Regions from separate parts of the Homo sapiens genome. Here region 2 is linked to region 1. A link is a contact called in ENCODE POLR2A ChIA-PET data. All regions are on one chromosome and are shown on one strand. Each heading gives the region's core, a stretch centred on a gene start or an enhancer-like site at or near the end of the contact. The rest is flanking DNA. Distances are from core to core; before and after follow the strand shown.

What was found. ChIA-PET counts read pairs that join two places held with the same protein, here RNA polymerase II (POLR2A).
Region 2: POLR2A ChIA-PET joins it to region 1 with 16 read pairs in OCI-LY7. The contact joins two enhancer-like sites. POLR2A ChIA-PET finds 5 or more read pairs at or near these places in 2 of 52 experiments (OCI-LY7 and naive thymus-derived CD8-positive, alpha-beta T cell).

The regions. Positions count from the first base shown.
Region 1 is chr4:6,805,384-6,811,435 of GRCh38, forward strand. The region is part of intron 2 of KIAA0232; the gene reads left to right. Among named protein-coding and RNA genes, the nearest start is that of KIAA0232, 26 kb to the left of the region's middle. Within about 2 kb of position 2,393, at least 3 of the 41 ENCODE cell types and tissues checked have a DNase peak (open chromatin) inside an H3K27ac peak, as active enhancers do.
Region 2 is chr4:8,076,645-8,082,220 of GRCh38, forward strand. ABLIM2 (actin binding LIM protein family member 2) reads right to left here. Exons shown (of 21, transcript NM_001130083.2): 5 at 4,032-4,158; 6 at 984-1,077. Among named protein-coding and RNA genes, the nearest start is that of MIR95, 74 kb to the left of the region's middle. RefSeq lists an enhancer at 2,082-2,581. Within about 2 kb of position 3,912, at least 3 of the 41 ENCODE cell types and tissues checked have a DNase peak (open chromatin) inside an H3K27ac peak, as active enhancers do.

The DNA.
Region 1 (6,052 bases), core at 1,143-3,642:
CATATAAACTTTTCATATAGAATTAGATTATTGACTGATATAAACACATTATTGAAGTATTGCTTCTTACCTAAGTCCGTTTTGGAGAACTATAATTTGTATTACTTGGCTGTGGCTTTTATAGTAATTTTAAAAATGTTAACTCACTGTCTTACCAGTGAGTTACAGAATTTTATGCTACCTTTACCTCACTCATTGAAACTCAGAAGATATTTGTGGTTTTGAGTTTAGTAATTGAAAGCTGTAGAATTTATATGCCCAGACATTTTGAGGACCAACAGTATCACATTGTAAAATTATTTTGGTACACTATGATATAGTATTTTATATGATAAAATGTTTCAACGTTGACAAAGTGGGTTTCATCATGTTGGAGCTTTTTGCATTTTCAAAAAGTGTAAAAATTACTTATTTTAGTTTTTTTCCAAGTAAGCTTAGGGTTTTTGAAATTTTGCATTTCTTAATCTGTAGATGTTTCCATTTTTCCTAATTGAAATTTTTAAATTTCTAAAATTTAGTTGTTTCGTCCCTTTTCCAACAATTTTTCCAAAAGCTTTTAGAATTTCATAATAATTTTGTTTTATCTTGTTTTTGCATTTTGTTTAGTTGCTATTTTGTTATCTTTTGCAAGGAAGGAGGAGGATTTGCTTCAGTTGTAAGTGTATACATTTTCCTCTTCCCCTTGGGCCCAAATGTTTTCTCCTTTTGTCCTGTAAAGTGTCTGCTGTGAGGTTTACCCCTGCTAGGTAAAAAAGGCATTTTTTTAAATCTCCATAACTTTTTGAAGGCATAAAAACTGCCATTTTGTAGCCCTGCTAAAGAATTTTGACATCTAATTGGTCTAAGTGAACTAAATGTCTACATTGGTTATTATAATTTGATAACCTGTAAAAAAAAATTTTTAATATGGCAGTCCAGCTTTTCAAACCAGAAATATTAACAGATGAATAAGAATCATCAAATAACTGGAATCAAGTATAAGTTAGACATAAAACAATGTAACTTTGCACAAGCAGTTCATCTCCATAGTACAATTAAACAATAAGTTCAAACAGTAACAAAACAATAAGAGGCCTGGCGGTGGCTCATGCCTGTAATCCCAGCACTTTGGGAGGCCGAGGCGGGTGGATCACAAGGTCAGGAAATCGAGACCGTCCTTGCTAACATGGTGAAACCCCGTCTGTATTAAAAATACAAAAAATTAGCCGGGTGTGGTGGTGGGCGTCTATAATCCCAGCTACTTGGGAGGCTGAGGCAGGAGAATGGCATGAACCTGGGAGGCGGAGCTTGCAGTGAGCCAAGATCATGCCACTGCACTCCATCCTGGGTGACAGAGCTAGATAGACTCCCTCTCAAAAAAAAAAAAAAAAAAAAAAAAAAGAATTAAAACAATAAGAACATACAGGCTGATCGAAACTTTCAGGTCTGTGAGCATTTGACAGTAGCATTTCCTCAGTAGAGGAAAGTTTATCCAGGTTGCATAGAAAGCTTTTCCCTTTTATTTAGTCTCATTACACACTAGATCTAGCTCTCATTTGTTTTGTTTTAATAGAAGTCTGTTTAGTACTTCTGAATCTATGTAGAACTGATCGCTTTCACCTACACTTTATCATTACAAAATTGGTTTTTCCTTTTTGTCTGTCTGTCTGTCTATCTATCTATCTATCTATCTATCTATCTATCTATCTATCTATCTATTTAAGACAGGGTCCTGCTATGTTGCCCAAGTTGGCCCTGTACGCCTGGGCTCAAGTGTTGTTCCTGCCTCAGCTTCTCCAATAGCTAGGATTATAGGCACACACCATGGCATCCAGCTTTTCTTCCTTATCTTTTAAACATAAAGATCAACCAGATTAACCAAATCTGTTACAGGCTTGCAATTTATGAAAATATTTGCTACTTCTCTTGCTATCAAGTAGTAATCTTATCTATAAGAACAATCCTGTTTATGAAAATATTAATAATTCATTTTAATTGTCACTGGAGCATATATACTTACGTGTTTATTTCTGATGACTAGTAAGCATGGAATTTCTCAATCTTTATGCAGTTTTTCCTCTTTTTGTAGAAAGAACTCAAGTCTCACACTAGTTTTGTTGATTACATTACTTTTTAAAAAGCCTTATTCATTTCCTGGGACTTGACACACTTCTAGAATGGGGAAGAAAACTGTAGGTCTGATTGTCCATTTCTACGTAGCTTTTCAGATACCTAGGGTAAACCGGTTTACATAGTTTATAGCCCTTGGTTCCTGTTTTCAGTGCTTGAATTCCAGTTTGGGTTGTAGATTCTTTATGGATTTTCTCTTCTGGCTGTAGATTGGCTTTGGAGCCAGGCTACCTACTAAAGAGAATAAGCATTATCTTCAGTTCCAAATTCATGTGCTGAGATCAGAAAATAACAGACAAGGCCAGGCACAGTGACTCATCCCTGTAATCCCAGCACTTTGGGAGGCCAAGGCAAGTGGATCACTTGAGGTCAGGAGACCAGCCTGGCCAACATGGTGAAACCCCATCTCTACTAAAAATACAAAAATTAGCTAGGTGTGGTGATGTGCACCTGTAGTCCCAGCTACTCGGGTGGCTGAGGCAGGAGAATCCCTTGAACCTGGGAGGCAGAGGTTTCAGTGAGCTGAGATCATGCCACTACACTCTAGCCTGGGCAACAGAGTGAGACTATGTCTCAAAAAAGAAAAAAGAAAATAACAGACAAGAATTATTTATAAATGTATAACTACTTAATTGTATGTTTGCACTCTCTGGCTTGCCAGGCAAATAGTATTTAGGATTTTGGTGAAAAGTAATAGAGTCCAAAAGCCAGAGTCTTAATATTTCAAATATCTGTTTTCTTTATGCTCTTTTCTATATTCTTTCTTTTACTTTATGTTATATATCCTTTATGCCTTCCCCCTCAAGTCTTTTCCTTATGTGAAAGTCCTGTAAACACCCAAATTGAATAATTATGAAAAGACAGTTGCAGGTAATGCAGTGTCTTGGGTACTGAGCACACCAGCAATGTGAGTATGAACTTTGTAGTGAGAAAGGACCAGTTAAAAATATAGAGAGTTCAAGCATGACTTGCAGAAGTACCATACTAGATCAAAGGGAATGGTAGAGGGCTTCTGTGGGAAGAGTACAAGTTGCTTTACATAAGGCGAAAGCCTGCTAATACAGGATGGTAAATACCTAAAGGAAAATCCTGAGAGAGTCATGATTGTCTCGATATCACTGACACCAGGCACAGTGCCTTGTACACAAGAAACCTCTAGTACATGGGATCGTGAGAGAATGAGTTAAAATTCCTATGTTAGTTAGTCCCTGCCTGTGGACTCAGAGTGTGATCTGAGTTGGTTTTTTCTCCCACCTGCTAGTATTATGAATATCATTTTATTTACCAAACTTCTCTTTTTCAGAATTTATTCTCCTCCATTTAGATTTGGGAAGTAGTTAGTTCAGCACAGTTTTGATCACCTGCCAAGGCCTAAGCATTCTACTAAATGGTACATGTGGAGGATGTCACAGTTTGGCCTGAAGAACTTTAAGCCTATTTGATGAGGAACCCATTCCCAGGAGGCAGTTAGAGAATAGTATAAAAGGACATCATCACAAGGCAGCAGGTCATGAGGACAGCCAGCACTCTATAAGTGTTGGGAGGAAGACAGTGGTATGCCCTTACATAATTAGAAAGGGCTTCTTCAGGAAGGCAGGGCAGGAATGATTCCATTGCCAGTTGGGTGTTAGTGTTTCAGCCGTGTCTGTGCTTTCTGAAACTTTTATGATCCTATTATTATTGTCTTTGATAGTTTGTCTGTGTTTACCAGAATGCTGGTTTCAATAATGTTAGACTTCAGAGTTGTTTCCTTAATATTAACAGCCTCATATTCTACCCCTTGAAGTGGTCATTAGGGCTAGTGATACCTGCCCTATTAAAGTGAAGTGAGGCTAAGAGACTTGCTTTGACTCATAAAATGTGAGTAGCTCACTTCCAGGAGGAAGCATTCAAAGTACCAGTGCCAGCTTTGGTGCAGATCTTATTTTCTCTGGCCCCCTAGACTAGCAGGGTTCAAGATAATGGCCATTTTGTCACCCTGTGTCCCAGAATGATTATGATGAGTGATTACCCTGATCATCCCTGCCAATCCAGGATGAACACATAGTATGAGAAGGATATAAACCTTTGTGGAAGTCCTAGTAAGAGAAATTAAGCAAGAGAAAGAAATAAAAGGCATCCAAATTAGAAAAGAGGAGGTCAAATTATATCCCTGTTTGCCAATAATATGCTCTTATATCTAGAAAAACTAAAGACTCCACCAAAAAACCTCCTAGATTTAATAAGTAAATTCAGTAAAGTTGCAGGATACAAAATCGGCATACAAAAATCAGTAATATTTATATATTACCAATAACGATCTAGCTGAGGAAGAAATCAAGAAGGAAGTACCATTTACAATAGCTATAAAAAAACAAGGTACCTAGGAATACATTTAACCAAGGAGGTGAAAGATCTCTCCAAGGAAGACTACAAAATACTGATAAAAGAAATTGTAGATGACAAATAAATGGAAAAACATCCAATGCTCATGGATTGGAAGAATTAATATCATTAAAGTGACCGTACTATCCAAAGCAATCTACAGATTCAATGTAACCCCTATCAAAATACTAATGTCATGTTTTACAGAATTAGGAAAAAAATCCTAAATTCATATGAAATCAAAAAAGAGCCCTAATAGCCAAAGCAATCCTGACCAAAAAGAACAAAGCTGGGGGTATCACATTACCTGACTTCAAATTATATTACAAGGGTATAGTAACCGAAACAGCATGGTACTGGTGTAAAAATAGATGTATAGACAATGGCACAGAATAGAGAGTCCAGAAATTAAGCCACATATTTATAGCCAACTGATCTTTGACAACGCTACCAACAACATACATCAGAGAAAGGATACCCTCTTAAAGAAATGGTGCTGGAAAAATTGGATTGCCCTGTGCATAAGAATGAAATTGGACCCCAGTCTCTCACCATATACAAAAAATCAACTCAAGATGGATTAAAGACTTAAACGTTAAGACCTGAAACTATAAAAATACTAGAATAAAACCTAGGGAAAACTCTTCTGGACATTGATATAGGCAAAGAATCAGTGACTAAGACCTCAAAAACACAGGCAACTAAAACAGAAATAGACAAATGGGCCTTATCGAAACCAAAAAGCTTCAGCAGAGCAAAAGAAATCAGCAGGAGATTGAAGAGACAGCCTGTAGAATGAGAGAAAATGTTTGCAAACTATTTATCTGATAGGGAACTGATATCCAGAATATACAAGGAATTCAGACACTTCAACAACAGCAAAAACAAGAAGATCCCATTAAAAGGTGGGCAAAGACATGAATAGACTTTTTTTAAAAGAAGACATACACATGGCCTACACGTATATGAAGAAAAGCTCAGCATCACCAGTCATCAGAGAAATGCAAACCAAAACCAGAATGAGATGTCATCTTACCCCAGTCAGAATGGCTATTATTAAAAAGACAAAACAACAACAACAACAAAAAGAAAACAAGTATTTGCACGGATGCAGAGAAAAGGAAACTCTTAAAGATTTTTGGTGGGAATATAAATTAGTATAGCTTCTATGGAAAAGAGTATGGCGATTTCTTAAAGAACTGAAAATAGAATGAGCATTCAATTCAGCATTCCCACTGTTGAGTATCTACTTTGGGTAGATACTCAAAGGAAAAGAACGTGTCAGAAAGATACCTGTGCTCGTATGTTTATTGCGGCACTATTCACAATAACAAAGATGTAGAATCAACCTGAGTGTCCATCAGTGAATAAATGGATAAAGAAAATGTGGTCTATACACACAATAGAATGCTATTCAGACATAAAAAAAGAGTGAAATCGTGTCTTTTGCGGCAACGTTGGTGGAACTGGAAGTCATTATCTTAAGTGATAAGGCACAAGCCAGACATAGAAAGCCAGGTATTGCGTAAACCCTGACTTAATATGCAGTCTATGCATGTTAACAAAATTGCACCTGTAC
Region 2 (5,576 bases), core at 2,662-5,161, 1.3 Mb after region 1:
TCCCCCATGGACCATGGGCCAATCCAGGGATGGGGACAGTCCACCTGCCTGACCAGCACCACAGCACTGAGGCAAGGAGGGGCTGCAGGGTTGGGGGGGGTCTGTGAATCCAGAGGGTGGGCTGCAGGGTGGGGGGGTCTGTGAACCCAGAGAGGGTGGGCTGCAGGGTGGGGGGTCTGTGAACCCAGAGAGGGTGGGCTACAGGGTGGGGGGGTCTGTGAACCCAGAGAGGGTGGGCTACAGGGTGGGGGGGTCTGTGAACCCAGAGAGGGTGGGCTACAGGGTGGGGGGGTCTGTGAACCCAGAGAAGGTGGGCTGCAGGATGGTGGGATCTGTGAATCCGGAGGGTGGGCTGCAGGATGGGGGTTGGGGGTCTGTGAATCCGAAGGGTGGGCTGCAGGATGGGGGTTGGGGGTCTGTGAATCTGGAGGGTGGGGTTTGGTCCTAGTTGCCCCATGGGATTTATCTTATTGAACAAAACGCAGAAAAGGGCATAATGTGTAATTTTCACACAGGGAACATGCCCACATGACTACCTCCCAGACCAAGGCACACAAAGCTATCAGCACCTCAGAAGCTCCCCCTGCATAATTGCTATCTGCCCTGCCTCCCGGGCGACCCCGCTGTGCCTCCTATGGGGACGAGGTCCTGGTGTGGGCTCTCTTCCATCTTCCGTGCCTCTGAGTCCCAATCTAGACAGCAAACGGCTGGGCCAAAACATCTCAAGGCACTTCCCACATGCTCTGAATTTGTCAAGAGGCACAGAAGAGAGCATCACAAGGCAGGCTTCCTGGAGGAGGTGGCACTGGGCAGGCCCTGGACAGCTGATGAGGGTGTCCATTGGCTGAGCTGGCAGGAATAGGGAGGTGAAGCTGCAGCCAGACAGATTCTTGCACAAACACACACAAATCTCCCAGTCAACTCCCAGGGGGGCAGTTAGGCCCTAGCTCAGAGCGGGCAGGGGCCCGGCCCGCCGCGCTTACCTCCAGCACGCGCCCCGTGATGTATTTCTCACAGCTGTCACAGCGGATGCCGAACTTGGCGTGATAGTCAGCTTCGCAGTAGGGCAGCCCATCCCTGCAATGAGACAGGCAGTCAACACAGGGCGGGTGTCGCCCGAGGACCCTTGAGATCTAACAACCCTCACCAACAAGAGAGTCTGCCCTCAAAGTGGGGGAATGCCCACCTCCTCCTGCTCAGGTAACAATGCTTCCAACAGGCAGTGTCATTGGGCTCTCACAGACACCAGCCCCATGAGAAATATGATGACAATGGTCCCATTTCACAGACGGAGAAACTGAGGAGCACAGGCCAGACCACCTGCCCAGTGGGTGGGAGGGGCTGACAGCAGCAGCTTCTGGGAAACGAGAGCTGCTTCTGTAGACCTGGCTCTTCTTTCTGGCTCCTTCCATCCAAAGTTCAACATCTGGGGTGCCTTAGAAAACTGTGAGCCAAAGAGGGGGGACAGTAAGGGCACCCACATTGGGAACAGGGCTGGAGAATGACAGAAAGCCCAGATGAGGGTGTGGTAGGTTAGGACAAGACTTTACTGTCCCCCCTGCATCCTGGCCTGCATCACAGCCCCCGAATATGAGGGGTGACAAAGGCTGGCTCTGGCCACACTTGGAGAGGCCTGGCCTTCCGCAGTGCAGGAAAGAGCAGGAGGGCTGCACGTATGCGTCCATCCCCTCTCCCCACGCACACGTGCGGCCTGCCTGCTATGTGCCAGGTGCATAGGGCTCAGGGAATTGGTGTCGAATGCCCATCATCCTGGGCCTGCCCCTCCAGCAGAGGCTTCCTCCGAGTCTCCATAAATGAGCTACAGAGAAAAGCCGTCTGCGGGGTCATCCCTGGCACAGCTCCTGAGCTGACCTTCACACCCGTTATCATGATTATTAAGAGATCAACATGCCAAGATGGATGGCTGTGCAGATGTGGGGACAGCAGGTCAGCAGTGGCCACACTCGGTGTGGGGAGGCGCTGCTCTGCTGAGCCGTGGTTGAGTGAACAGGCCTGTGCTCAAATGCCACATCCCAGCTGTGTGACCCTGGGCAACTCACTTAACCTCTCTGAGCCTCAGCTTCCCCAACTGCATAATGGGGGAAATAATAGTAAGGACTAATGAAGAGAATGGCAGGCACTCTCCAAGGTGGCTGAAGCATTGTCATTACTAACCAGGGCTGTCCTCTCAGCCCCGGCCAGACCCAGCACGTGTGGGGGTGACTGGCACAGAGCGAGGTACCTGCCACTCCAATGCGCCCCTTCCAGCATCGCTGAAGTTGCTGTAGTGTTCCAAATTTGGTTTGAGTTTTTGCACAGCTACTAGAGAAGGGAGGATTTCTCAGGCTGTCATGGATTAGACCCCAGCTCACGTTCTTTTCCTCCAAGCTCCGGGCTGTTGCTAGGTCCCCAGGATGTGGGGTCATGAGCCCCGGGCCTGGGTGCCCCTCTCTGGCTGCGGCCTGGAAGTGGCCCACAGCTGGGATAAGCCATCGCTCAGAGAGTGGCAGCCCTTCCTTCCATGTGAGGGGGAGACATACAATGAGTCCTCAGGCTTACTTCCAAATGCCGCTGACCTCAGGACTCCCGTAATAACCCACAAACGAGTGTTATTTGCAGCAAATGGGAAGTTAAAGATAACATCTCCATGGCAACACCAACGCCCTCCTTGTCAATTCTGGGACAGCTCTGGAGGCTGCTAAGTAACATGCACGGTGTGGGTGAGCTGCCAACGCTGCGGGAGGGGCCTGCCGCCTGCACGGGGCTGGGCATTTTCATTTTATATTAAAGTGCTGCGTGCACCACACCGGGCGGTCCCTGGATGACCGTGACACAGGCGGGGAAACTCATGCACCGCACAGGTCCCTCACCCTGGGTGCAAGCTCACCTTGGTTTGGAGGTTTTACTTAAAATGATGTCTTGAAGATCATTGCAGATTCCCCAGCAGTTGTAAGAAACAATACAGAGAGGTCCCATGTACCCTTCGCCTAGTTTCCCCCAGTGGTGATGCAGAATTAGTATACACCCTCAGCCAGGAAGTCAACACGGGCACATCCACCGACGTGATTCAGGTTCCGTGTGACATGTGCTCGAATGTGCATGCATATGCGTGCGTGCGTGTGTGTGTGTGTGCGCGCGCCTCACTCCATGCAGTTTTATCACAGGGCGTTTTTCATCCCCATCAATTCCTGTGATGATTTTGTTCCCATTGGGCATTGAGAACAAGCACAGCATAGATAAAAGTGGCCAGAAGACCCTCTAGCTCCCAGGAAGGGGCCCTCTGCGCTCAGAGGAGCTGCCCGCCTTCAGCTCGTCCACATATTCGCCCCTCACCTGCACCATGCGGAAGGCTTGCCTGCCTCAGGTCCCCAATCCCCCAGGGTTAAAACCGACCCCCAGCTCCTGGCCCTGAGCTGCCTCCATTCAAGGCCATTATCTTCCCAGAAGCCTTCCCTGGTTCCCAAATCGGCCACCACCCCAGTGTGACTGCACATTTGTGGGACATGTTTGGTGTCGATGGCAGCTGCCCCAGGGGCCCCCGCTCTGCAGAAGACAGAGTGCGTGGCTGTGGGGCCCCAGCCCTGACACCTGGGATGGGTCAGCCCCCTCTCCTCATCTCCATGCTGGCTTCTGCTGACATTGCTTCACCTCCTGCAGGACATCCAGGCGCCGGAAAGGCAGCTGATCCCATGGGGATGGTGGAGGGGGACTGCGACGGGGAGGGAAGGCACTTCAAAAACTCAGCACTGGCAGCCCTGGTAGCTCTGCTTCTCATCCAAAAAAAGGAGCCGGATGCTGCAAATGCCGTTAGAGAAGCCAGGGCTGGCCAGGGAAGGGGGACATAAGGCTGTTGGGACAAATTCGCTGAGCTCTGAGCCATGCTTCTCACCCAGCAGCAGGGCAGTAGTAGCTGTGTGAGGAATAGGAGAGACACAGAGAGGGTGGCGCTGGGGACACGTGCAGAGTGTGGGACCCCCACAGAGTAGGGAAGCCTGAGCGGAGGCTCTCACTAGAGCCCTCCCCCCACTTACTTGCTGATGTACTCGGCATTCAGGAGCTTCCCACAGCTCTTGCACTTAAAACAGCCCAAGTGCCAGTGCTTGTCCAAGGCTACCAGGGCCTGGCCATTCTTGATTTCTGTGCCGCAGCCCCCACAACCTGGAAGAAAGAGAAGAGAACACAGACACCCCCACCATTGTGAGAGGTGTTGGGGAGGCCTCCTGCTCTCCACACTCCGTGAAGGCCCCTGGGGCAGCCGGGAGGGGCGGGACAGACCAGCAGCCACAGCGAGTGTGCTTGGAGGAGTCTCTTACACAGCAGTCTCTGGAGCATAGGGAAGGCAACTGGGGAAGTTTGACCCTGCATGCATTGAGCACTGACTGCATGCAGCCTGGGCTATGAGCTGGGGAAACCTAGATGAAGAAACAGAGGTCCTGTCTTGCAGGAGAGCGGAGTTGGCTCCTGGCACCGAGACGTACCAGGTTGAACCCAACTGTGACTCGATGTGCCCCCCAAAGGGAAATGGACCATATTAGAGAGGGCCGAGCCAGCCCCCAGCCCCCAACCCCGTCAGCCCTGGGAGCTCTCCCGCCACACCCAGCCAGCCAAACCCACCTTCTCTCTTTCTGCCATCCCTACGGTGACTGGCGCTCTCCACCCCGTGGCCACCAGCCTCGTGGGACCCTGCCTGGCCTCCTGGTGCCCTCTCTGTCCTTCCCAGCCGTGCCTGCCCTGCTCACTTGTCCTGTGTCCCAGGGCCTGGTCTTTGTGCACAGGGCCTCCAGGTTTTGGCCCTGCCCTGAGCCAGCGGCCCACAATCCCTCCACCCTATGAGCCACCATACCGGGGGCTCCACAGCCAGCATCATGGGCATGCTCCCCTGGCAGAGCGGGTGGAGCAGGCTGGGGAGCTGGGGAGAGCCTGGTGCACGAGCCTGAGCGGGGTGCGTGTGAGTGCATGTGCATCTGTGTGCATAGGGTGTGACTGTCTAAGTATGTGGATGTGTCTTATGGGACTGTGAGCATTTGTATGTCACCTGAGTCTTCCTGTGAGTCTTCCTGTGAATATATGAGGTCAGGGGCGGGGAGTGGGAGGCAGAGCGGCAGAGACGCTGTGACAGCATCCCCAAGGGAAAGGGCCTCTCACAAGGTGAACACCTGGTGACAACAGCAGCAACTGGGACGGAGCAGGGCCCACTGAGTCAACCACCCAGGTGTGCATTGATTCATGGATCACACACGTCCTCACTCCAGGGACCTGCACCTGTCATAGCTGAATGTGCGTCAGTGTGTGTGACTGGTGCGTGAGTGTGTCTACGTATGTGTTTGTGTCTGCATGTGCGAATATGTCTGCACGTGAGAGTGTGTCTGTGTGTTTGTCGAAGTGTGTGTCTGCGTGTGTTTAAGGGTGTGGTTGTGTGTTGGGGGCATGACAAGGGAAGGGCCTCGGACCCCGTAATGGACAGGGAGGAAGAGGGTGTCTGACAAACAGGGCCTTGCCGCCTGCAGGAGCCCCTGAGTAATTCACAGACCAAGCAGGGACCCCTCGTGCCCAAGGAAACCTCTACCCAAGATGGA